Regions from separate parts of the Homo sapiens genome. Here region 1 is linked to region 2. The links are chromatin loops, found by intact Hi-C in ENCODE. Cell type or tissue: gastrocnemius medialis. All regions are shown on one strand. Each heading gives the region's core, and the rest is flanking DNA. Links, peaks and the distances in the headings are about the cores only. Region 1 overlaps FNDC3B (fibronectin type III domain containing 3B). Region 2 overlaps FNDC3B (fibronectin type III domain containing 3B).

Region 1 (5,376 bases), core at 240-5,239, 200 kb before region 2:
ATCCAGAATATGTTTGCACATAATCGTTTTCATGTAGGCAGACTCTTTTCTTTTTTAGTCCAAATGATTGATTTAAACATATGACTATATAAAATATATGCGTTACACTCCAAACATGACAGTAGTAAGCAAGCTGCGTAAAATTCGTAACATTAATCTCCAAGTTCCAAATGCAGATACTCATTCTCGTTCTTTTTTTTTTTCTCTCTCCTACATTTCCAAATGCAAAAATAAACAGCCTGCCAAGGAGCCAGTTGCTGAAGTGCTGTAGTGTTTTATCTAGGTAATCTTGGATTTAGCTGCCTTTAGATTATATTTGTTCCCTCATTTAAATTGGCATTGGCCAGAACTAGATGCCTCTTAGTCATTTTCTGGTCAGCTTTAATGTTACAATAACTTGAAGCTAGACATGGTGGGTCCCCAGAAGAAACATTATGCATGTGCTGCTTTAGTGTTAATGCCTACATTGGTATTTCTTCCCTGCCCTGGGCCTTTTTCCTTAACAGGTGACCATCAGATCAGATCATCTGTTGAGAGGGAATGTGTTTTACCTGAGCAGCAGGTGTGTTCAGCACTTTGATGAACAAGAATAATTTGGCCCTCCCTTCCTGGGTCTTCTCTTTCCTGCCCCTTCCTTGCTCCTTACAGCATAGTAGACAAGCATTTGAATAAAATGGACAGTCTGCATTTAGCAAATTACCCTTCCAAGGGCTTCTGCTTTGCAAATAATTGGGCAGTTAAGTGGAGACAGCAAAGATCCAGAGGTAATTGTGGTCTAGTTTTGGGTGCAGGTTGACTAGAAAGTATATCAGTAAACTTGTTACTAAGGTTCCATTTCTGTTGTTTAAAAAAATGCAAATCAGTTCTTGTTAGCCACACCTTAGATTTGAAGGGACATGGACTTGTGTTATTGACCAATTATGTTACATGACTTTTAGTTTTCAGGAAGGGTCATTAATATGTTTTGTTTTTGAGACTCACTCTGTTCCCCAGGCTGTAGTACAGTGATACAGTCCCAGCTCACTGCAGCCTCAACCTTCTGGGCTCAAGCTATCCTCTCACCTCAGCCTCCTGAGTAGCTGGGACTATAGGCATGCACCAGCATGGCCTGGCTACTTATTTTTATTTTTTGTAGAGATAGTCCCCTTATGTTGCCCAAGCTGGTCTCAAACTCCTGGTTTCAAGCCATCGTCCTGCCTAGACCTCCCAAAATGTGGGATTACACAGGTGTGACCCTCTGTGCCAGGCCTTAACCAAACCTTTTGTTGTTGTTGTTATATTCATGCAATCAGAAGTTGATAATTTTTTTTTTTTGAGTTGGGGTCTCATCTTGTCACCCAGGCTGGAATATGGTAAAATGTTTTTGTGTTTTCTAAGCAGTAGTCAGAAACATTAATCACTGAGCATGTTACTGTCTCAGAAGTTTCTTTGGTCTTTATATTGGAGTGTTGAGTTGTCATTCTAGTTCAAGGGAGAAGCTGTGACATACAGAAGGATGTGCTTTAATTAATGATGTTGTTTGGTAGTTAAATAGGCCACAGTAATGCAGCTAATTTTTAATTTTTGTTTTATATTGCCAGAATGGATCTGTTTAGAACCCATTTAAACTCTTATCACCTTGGCAAAAAAGTCACATGGAAAACATCTATATAGAATGGCTATTTCTTTATAATTTACTTGATGGCTTTAGTTATGACTGAATGTAAAACTATAATATAAAATATTAATAAGAATTACAAATGAATGGCATCCATATTTTTCTCTTAGGGTTTGTGATAGGAAATCAGATACTAGGTTTATCTATATGAATAATATCTGTCTGTTTTCAGGACACAGGGAATCAATTGATGGTGGAGTTGGGTGTTAGGAGACATTATCCTTTCATAGATCGGTGTCCACATCCAGCTTACTTCCCACGGTCTCTTGCTTTCTCATTTTTAAAGTGGTTTACTCGGGATGAGAGTGCTCCTACTTTTTATTGACTACTTCTGCACACTTGGAACTTTTTTTTTTCTCTCTAGATGAAGTCTTGCTCTGTCGCCCAGGCTGGAGTGCAATGGCGCGATCTCAGCTCACTGCAACCTCTGCCTCCCTGGTTCAAGCAATTCTCCTGCCTGAGCCTCCCAAGTAGCTGGGATTACAGGCACCCACTACCACACCCTGTGAATTTTTAAATTTTTAGTAGAGATGAGGTTTCAACACATTGGCCAGTCTGGTCTCGAAGTCCCAGCCTCAAGTGATCTTCCCGCCTTGGCCTCCCAAAGTGCTGGGATTTCGGGCGTGAGCCACCACGCCTGGGCCAATCTTGGAACTTTAAAGAGCCTCCATTAACAAGGCAGAAAGATAAGTGTCACACCAGGTGTGAATGCTGTCTTTGGAGGGGGACAGTGACTCATTTTCTAACAATTACTCTTAAACCTAGAGGGAAATGTAGGACAAAAGATGCTGTAAGGTTGACTCTTCCAGAGATTTCCATACCTTAGCAATCTAAAAACTGTATGAAAGGTCAGAGTTAGGACTTTGAAAGAATGCTAAGTGTTAATTTTTGGCATTTACCTCAAACTTAAGTGCTACTTTGGAAGCCTGCTGATTACTAGAATGCTTTTAGTCTCAATCCAATCTCAACTTTTACTTGAGTGGTTATCTGTGGACACTAAGTTAAAATTGTTGGAAACAGTGGCTTTTAATGGATATTTTTATCTCTTTCTTCCTGCCGAGGTGGAGGGAAGGATTAGTGACTATTGGGGAGGGCTTACGAGGTGCTGGGGCTGGTGCTGAGCCCTTACACACATTATTTCATCCAGTAATTACACACGCTGTAAGGCGGCAGTCATCTTTATAGACAAAACCCGAGGCGAGAAAGGTTGAGTATTTGCAACTGGCAAATCACAGAGCTGGAATTTGAACCCACTTATCTCCTCTTCCAAAACTCAGATCCTACCTTCTGGGAAAGGTGGAGCTGCCTGGCTTGGACTCACCTCTCTTAGTCTTGTTCAGGTAAACAGCTGGGGAGCGAGATGGCACTTGGTTTTTGCACAGTAGTAAATTGTAAACTTTATAGAGGCCATTCCTCTTCATTATCTTACATGATCTCCACATTAACTCCAGAAGGTGGCAGTGCCTCTGGCTCCCCAGCTTCTGAAAATTGAGGACTAAGCAGCAGTGGTAGTGTCGGAAGGCCTGGAGGTCAGGCTTGTGTTTGCAAAAGGAGCTGGGAGTGAAATCTTCCGAAGCCCCAGTCCGGGTCACAGCAGCGGCTCCCTTTTTTCCTTAGGGAATGGTTCTTTTCTTGAGATTGGCAGTAGGAGGGCTGCTCCCTCCCGGGTCAGCAGTTGCTGAGAGATGGTGGTGGCCAGAGAAGGGTAGTAGACGGTAGTAGTAGGTAGAGATAGTAGAGGTAGTAGAGGTTCCTCCCCCGTGGGAGTCTCACCCTGGAGTTAGGAGAGGGCCTTTTGCCTACCTTTTCTTCCCAAACCCCGTCCTTCATTTCCATTAAAAAATTGCATCACCCTAGATGCAGCTTTGAGACTAAAGAAATTTAAAACCTTGTAAGATTTGAACACATTAGGTGGTTTTTCATTCTGAGTTTACAGAGTAATGCCAGAATAAAAGAAACAAAGTGTATCCTTCAAAAGGAAAGAAAATGGCCACTTCGCGTCACAGGTATTTCTTAAATCTCTCGCTTCTACTTTTCCTGTTTTCTAAGGGGAATACAGAATTAAGTGTCACGCAGATTTTTACTATGAGCAGTGATACCGTACCGGGTTGCTCATGAGTTCCTCGTTTTCTTTGTTTTAGGTTGATGAAGGACTGCTTGGACTTTGACTCTCCTGAAGATGTTAATTATATGTTTCAAAAATCATGTGTTCTGCTAAAAATCACTTATGCATAGCCTTGGAAAAAGAACTGGAGGCAGGGAGTTGCTTCAGGGTGCAGAATATCGTTTTGGAGGCCTTGGGAAATAAATCTTGAGTTAGTTCATTTACCACCAAGACATATTTAGTCACTGTATATAAACAAAAGAAGTCACAGTGTGCCTGGACATTATTTGTCCCAGATGGAGTTTCAACTTGGCTCATTATACTGCACTGATGTCATGGTACATAAACTGGCTCCGAATTCAACGTGCATAGAATCGGCTGTGTGCTTGTATGTGCTGAGGGTGTGCGGGAGGAGGGGCGGGGCTGGCTGGAAAATCTTTGTCACATTTTTCCTTTGCTCTCTGTAGAGGCTAGTGTCAGTCTTGAATTTGGACTTGGTGCAGAATGAGAGAAGAATTGGAATAATCTGTTCATGTGTACAAGTCAGTGTGTGTATGTCCTCAAAGCTGTAGTTCTTCCAAGACCAAGAATCTAAGTGTGCCTGGCTTTCCAACAGTTGCTTAACAAAGCTCTAGTAACTCAAATCTAGAAAGGAAAATCTTAAAAGCATTACATTTTAAAAGAGCATTTTTAGTGTGTTTGCCTTGAAGTCTTAAATCTGGACAGCTTCTTTCAACTTTGTAATGGTCTTAAGTATCCAGCTGTAAAATTCTGTTTTCCTGGATTGTATGGTGGACAACGTCTCAAACTAGTTGCTTAAAAGTATATAAAAAGGTGGCCGAATTTAATTCTTCCTGTGTGCTTTGAGAGGGCAGCTTGTGGGTCAGAAAACTGAGCCGGAGAGGGTCCTTTCCTGGACTTCTGAGCCCTTAATAGGAAATTTCCACATACTGTGGTGTTACTTTATTACTTTTTATTGCTGGCTTTTGTTATGATAATCTTAATTAGAAGCATTTCCAAGTAATTCAAACCATTTTGTAGATGTAAAGGGCTTAGATTTCAGAACTTCTGTGAATGGATTCCTATAGGAGTCACTCTTGTTGCCGGGACACACAGAAGCTGAGCAGACACTGGAATGTGAATGCATTGGGAGGTGAGCCCTTAAGGAGAGCCCAAATGTTTACCAAAGAGAAAATCTGGTCAGAGGTGAGAAGTGGCTGGTTTTAGATTTTATCGAGAGCATGAAACATGGCAGATTTGGTAAAAAATTTTTCTTGAGACTGTAATTTTACTTAACTGAGAGACTTGTTACTGGTAGGAATTTGAAGAAAAAGAAGTTGGGGGTAGAAGGCTCTGCTTCAGGGAGGAACACATATTTCCTAGAAGAGAACTTGTCCTGCCTTTGGGGATGTTCCTTTGACCCAGTTAACTGCATTCTCTTATTTTAGCAGTCTTGTTGAATTATCTCTGTATTGAATTGACATGGTGAAACCACGCCTAGTAGAGGGGAGAAGTGGTGGTGTGGACTAGACGAGTATACATTTTGGTCAGACATGGCTGGATTCCAGTCACTTTGTAGTTTTGTGACCTTGGAAAAGTTGCTTGTCTTCTTCAA
Region 2 (5,376 bases), core at 191-5,190:
AAACTCCTGACCTCAGGTGATCCACCCGCCTCGGCCTCCCAAAGTGCCGGGATTACAGGCGTGAGCCACCATGCCCAGCCAGACATTTATTTTGTATGCTAGCATGCACATTACATTCCCCCACCTTCTAGCTGTTTACAGTGTAGGAGGAATTTATAAAAGTTTGCAGAAATTCAGAGGGGTAAAACTTCATGCTATAAACGTATATAGACTTCAAAATAGATGAGTGTAATATTGCATAACAAATTACCCCAAAACTTAGAGGCTTCAAACAATCACTTTCTTATGCTTGTGGACTCTGGGTTAGGGATTTGGACAGGGCACTGGGGAGTGGCATCTCTGTGCTCTATCATATCTAGAGTTTCAGCGAGGAGGGCTCATTGGCTGGGGACTGGAATAATCTTCTGGCAGTGTTTTCACTCACAAGTCTAGCATCAGTGCTCACTTTGGACTGGACCTATCTGGGGCTCTTCACATGGCCTGGGGTTCCCACACAGCGTGGCAGCTTCAGGGTAGTGAGAATCGAAAATCAGGTGTCCCAGCAAAAGTTAGAAGCTGTAACACCTTTCCACACCCAGCCTTGGCTTCATTTCCACTCCAGCCTTTTGGTTACAAGAGAGTCACAAGACCACCCGCATTCAAGGGAAAGGGACATAGACTTAGACTTTGTTTCTCAATGGATAGGGAATCACAGAATTTTTAGACATGTTTAAAGTAACCACTTGTGGTATAAGCCTTCTCTTGTCTCCTTTTGGTCCTGAGAAACCATTAACAAATATTTTTTTCTTTATCTTTGTATAGCACATACAGTTTTTTAGGTACTATAACCTAAGACTGTTAGATATAAGGTCATATACTTTAAAAGTACAACGTAACTCTTTTTCCCATCCCTGATTCTTTTCTGAGTATTCTGGAGACAGGGAGAGTGGGGGCAAATGTGTACCCAGAAATACAGTGACAGGATGGACCTCATACCTCATAGCCAGTGCTACTCAGCCAGCCAGTGAGACATGCCTCAGTGGCTCTCAAATACCAATCTTCTCAGCTAGCAGATGGAAGAGATCACTCTGCCTGCTCCCTTAGTGATAAGGGCAGGGAACCCAAACAGACTGTTTATCTCCAGTTAATGTCTCTGCCTCAGTTGTACTTGAAAAGCAGGATCGTGTATTCTGTTCCCTCAGGTGACTCATGATAGTGCAGCAAAGTGTTTTAGTTTTTGTTTGTTTGTTTGTTTGCAGGGAATATAAATGTATTTAAAATCTTTAACAGACAGTTTTTGTTTTTTAACTACAAATTTGAAAGAAATTGAAAAATATTCAAGTAGGTAGTAAGGGGGTAAAAGAAAAAATAAAGATGTTCCTTAAAATATTCAAAATATTTTATATTTATAATTTATCTCCAAATTTCATTTTGGAGAATGGCAGAGCTGGACATGGTAGCTCACACCTATGATCCCAGCACTTTGGGAAGCCTAGTTCAGGTGGAAGGATAGCTTGAGGCCAGGGGTTCGAGATCAGCCCATCTCTACCAAAAAGAAAAAAATTGAAAATTTAGCCAGGTGTGGTGGTGCATGCCTATAATCTTAGCTACTCAGGAGGCTGAGAAGGAGAATCCCTTGAGTCCAGCAGTTTGAGGCTACAGTGAGCTATGGTCTGTTTGTACCACTGCTCTCTAGCCTGAACAACAGAGTGAGACACCTTGTCTCTCACACACACACACAAAAAGTAGAATATTTGGAAACAGTATTTCTCCCTTGTGGGGGGAAAAAGAAAAAGTCTTTGTCCTGGAGATTATAATCACATCTTGGAGATGTTTTCAGGGGTTGATCATTCTCTGCTATGTAGCCACATAGTGCTTTTTATATACTCTCCAAGCTCCCTTCTCTTGCCCCTTTTTTTCTGTGTTTGGGGCCTTTCATAGTCTGGCAAAAAGTTGGAGGTTATTGCCATTCTTCAGAATTTAGCAGGACCCTGTAGGAACAAGAACAATATCTAGACTCCCATTATTAATTAGGACTTGAAACCAAAAATGCATGACCCTTCTAAAAAGTGAGTGAGGATGAGGATGAAGCAAAGGGGAGGCAGGTGCTCATAGAGTATGTAGTATTCTAAGCGTTACTAGGCTGGGACTTCCCCCCAAAGGTGATGACTTCCTTTAGTATGTGAATCTTGAAATGAAAGAGGCACTTACCCAGGTTCAGATAAATGAGGTGTCCAGCTTAGGGCAGGTGAACTCTGTGGTAAGAGTTATGATGACATCAGGGGACAGGTTTGCGCAAGGCACACTGGACGGAACATAGAGTAAGATGATCCAGTGGTGTCTAGAATGTGGATAATACCCAATGTATTTTTGTTTGATGATTGGAAAGGAGAAAGAGGCAAAGCCCTTTCTCCCTTCCCAGGCTTGGGAAGGGCTGATCTGATGCATGCTGTGAATATGAGTCGACTTACTGGCGAGCCAAGTCCTTTCCTGGAGAGCAGTTTTGACCAGAAGTGGTAGACAAAACACCCTCGTCCCTGGTTGGAAAACATTACCCCAGGGTGATGAATTGGTGCTCTCAGGCTAGGTCTGGGTGTGGAATGAAGATAGATAAGCAACAACTGTGAATTAGGTTGAGTGCGAAGAGGAACACTCAGCTTGGGAAAGGAAACAACCCACGTTTGCAATGCGTCATCCTGCGCCAGATTGAGCACCTCAAGGTTTGTCTGCACACAGTTGGTTTGTACTCCAAGATTTCTTCACATTGTAGTAAAGAAAGATTAACCTTGCCCTTGAATGAACTTGGTCTGAGCTGCAGAAACAAGCATTTGGGCATGCCCAAGGTTGCAAAATGGAAACAAGCCAGTGCACCCTGAAAATCTGCCCTTTTTTTGGCTCACAGACACTGGCAGTAGAAAGTTAGGCCAGAACTGGCTGGGGTTATATTGGTTCATGTCCAGTGAGGTCAGTAGCCCAGTGGCTAGGTCTGTTCCAGAATGATCAATGGTGTTCACTCTGACCAGTTTCTCTAATTCAGGTGAAGTATCTTTTCCATACCCCGCTGAGAACAGGGACTCCAGTGTCACCTTAGAGGTTCTGATCCTGACTGCTCATGTGCTGCGAACCTGACCCACCAACGCGCAGAGAAGCGGAGTGCAGCTAGGAGTCTCTTCCCTCAGCCCTGCGGACCAGCTGACTCCCAGGCCCTGGCAGCCCCTTTGAAAGCTCTTACTCTCCTCTGTGTGACACACCACAAGTGGCCTAGCAGCCGTAGCTGGCCAGGATTAGGCCTAAGTCATGGCTGTCCCTGCTGCCTGTGTGTGACCAGATCATTGATGACAACAGGTCTGAAAAGTGTCAGGATGTTACCCATTTCTACTGCAGCCATATTTTAGTAGGGAACTTTGAACAAGGCTGAATTTAAATTATTAACAACTAAGTTTCCGAAGTCAAGTCAGCGTATCTCAGTAATCCTGTGTAGTCTAAATTAGATTTTTTAAAGGCGGGAACGTGCCATAGATTATAATCTCTCAAAATCTCTGGGAGCCACACAGCATATAAAATATGAAAGTTGTCATTTACCATCTCTAAAACTTCACTGACAGGAATGATTTGGATATATTTAACTTCTGATAAACAATGATAAACATTCACTTTATCACTCCTGTCAGTTCGTATGAATCTTTCAGTCCTCTAAAGCATTAGCTCTTTTCTTTTTTAACTCCATTTCTGTCAACAAGAACAGGAAAATGTTTTGTTTATAAATGCTATTTGCAACCTGGGACCCATCTTGTTTTATGAACAGATTCTCCAAATCTTCTATGCCTTTGAACACGGACTTACTCTACTCTAATGCTTAAGCTCCAGAGCCGTCGGAGAGCCTGGCGCAGTAGACAGACCAGCACGCTGGCATCGGATCACTGGAGCCAGTGGCCTTCTCCAGTTCACTTGTTAACTTCTCAGCTGCAGATCACTTTTTGTACTGCAGTGACTTTTGTGAACATTAATTTTTTTCTTTCCAGATATGCATTTTATTTTATTTTATATTAGAGACAGAGTCTCGTTCTGTCACCCAGGCTGGAGTGCAGTGGCGTGATCTCGACTCACTGCAACCTCTGCCTCCCGGGTTCAAGCAATTCTCCTGCCTCAGCCTCCCAAGTAGCTGGGATTACAGGCGTCTACCACCACGCCTGGGTAATGTCTTTGTATTTTTAGTAGAGACGGTGTTTCACCATGTTGGCCAGGCTGGTTTCGAACTCCTGACCTCAAGTGATCCACCTCCCTCAGCCTCCCAAAGTGTTGGGATTACAGGCGTGAGCCATCACACCCCGCCCAGATATGCCTTTTGTATTAAACTTCATGTTATACATGAATATGTTCTTTTATTCAAAACTTCTCTCATGTCTGAAATATTTTAACCTACTTTCCCTTGTTTTTGTTTTATTCTCAATGACTTCTAAAAATTCATCAATAAGCCTTAATTCTTTTAACTGTCAAATATTTGTATTCTTACCTCTACAGACTCTACAGACAATGCTTCCAAAACTGAATTCCAGGGTTTTAACAACTCTGGATCTTTCTAGGTGTCCCTAAGTTTATGCACATAGTAGTACATCCTGGAAGTTGTTATGATAGAAAATTCGGCATGCTTTGTCTATATGGGTTGTAGTTTATATAGCAGTTGTTCCTGATTTTAACAATTGGTCCTGACTCCAAGATTTATGTTTTGTTTGTTTGTTTTTGAGATGGAGTCTTGTTCTGTCGCCCAGGCTGGAGTGCACTGGCGCCATTTTTACTTCTTTCACAAGTAGAATTTTTTTAAATGTTAGCAATATAGGAAGATGTCTTGAAGGTCACACAGTTCCCCTTCTCCTAATTCTTTAGTGAGCGTGAGTGCTCTGGCTCTCTTAAAAGTCATTTCTCCCCTTCGAACCCTCCCCAGTCTTTTTCTCGTTTGAGCCACAAACAGTCTGGTTTCTACTGTATTAAAGCAAATTAACCTAGTAAGAAACACTGACTTTTTTTTTACTGGCTACAGTTCTAAGCACAAGAAAAGGGGAAAGGAGACCAAATAAAGAAATAGGAAAAATGAGGCATTAAAGGGGAGCCAACACGGGGTTTGGAAGGGATGAGAGCTTCCGCCATGGCAGGATGGGCCTTTCTTGCACTGCTTACTCTGAGTTCAGAAATAGAGGAGGAAAGAAGGTAGATCATGCCACAGCCTGAAATGGATACGACACATACCAGGGCTCCCATAGAGTGTGATCGGATGCTGGGTGTAATTATTCAAGTGTATGCATTTGAATAAATCATCTTCCTCAACCTCAACACTCAAGGTTGAAGTAAGCATAGTGTGTGACATGCCAGCCACATAGTGAGTTCACTCAAGGAGCAACT

The links. Peaks named below come from ENCODE experiments on the same cell type or tissue, not always from the same donor. Only the 100,000 strongest peaks of a DNase experiment are listed, where the experiment ranks them.
Region 1: a loop joins it to region 2, with 6 times the contacts of the local background. A loop is called at or near these places in 7 of 110 quality-filtered maps.

The regions. Positions count from the first base shown.
Region 1 is chr3:172,122,091-172,127,466 of GRCh38, forward strand. All of the region lies in intron 2 of FNDC3B (fibronectin type III domain containing 3B), which reads left to right. Among named protein-coding and RNA genes, the nearest start is that of FNDC3B, 85 kb to the left of the region's middle. In gastrocnemius medialis, for the core only: CTCF peaks have their summits at 3,115 (motif pointing right) and 3,315; DNase peaks (open chromatin) are centred at 3,231 and 4,151; H3K4me3 peaks cover 677 bases; H3K27ac peaks cover 4,900 bases.
Region 2 is chr3:172,321,814-172,327,189 of GRCh38, forward strand. All of the region lies in intron 11 of FNDC3B (fibronectin type III domain containing 3B), which reads left to right. Among named protein-coding and RNA genes, the nearest start is that of GHSR, 120 kb to the right of the region's middle. In gastrocnemius medialis, for the core only: no CTCF peak of the experiment used is centred there; DNase peaks (open chromatin) are centred at 2,268 and 3,178; H3K27ac peaks cover 3,490 bases.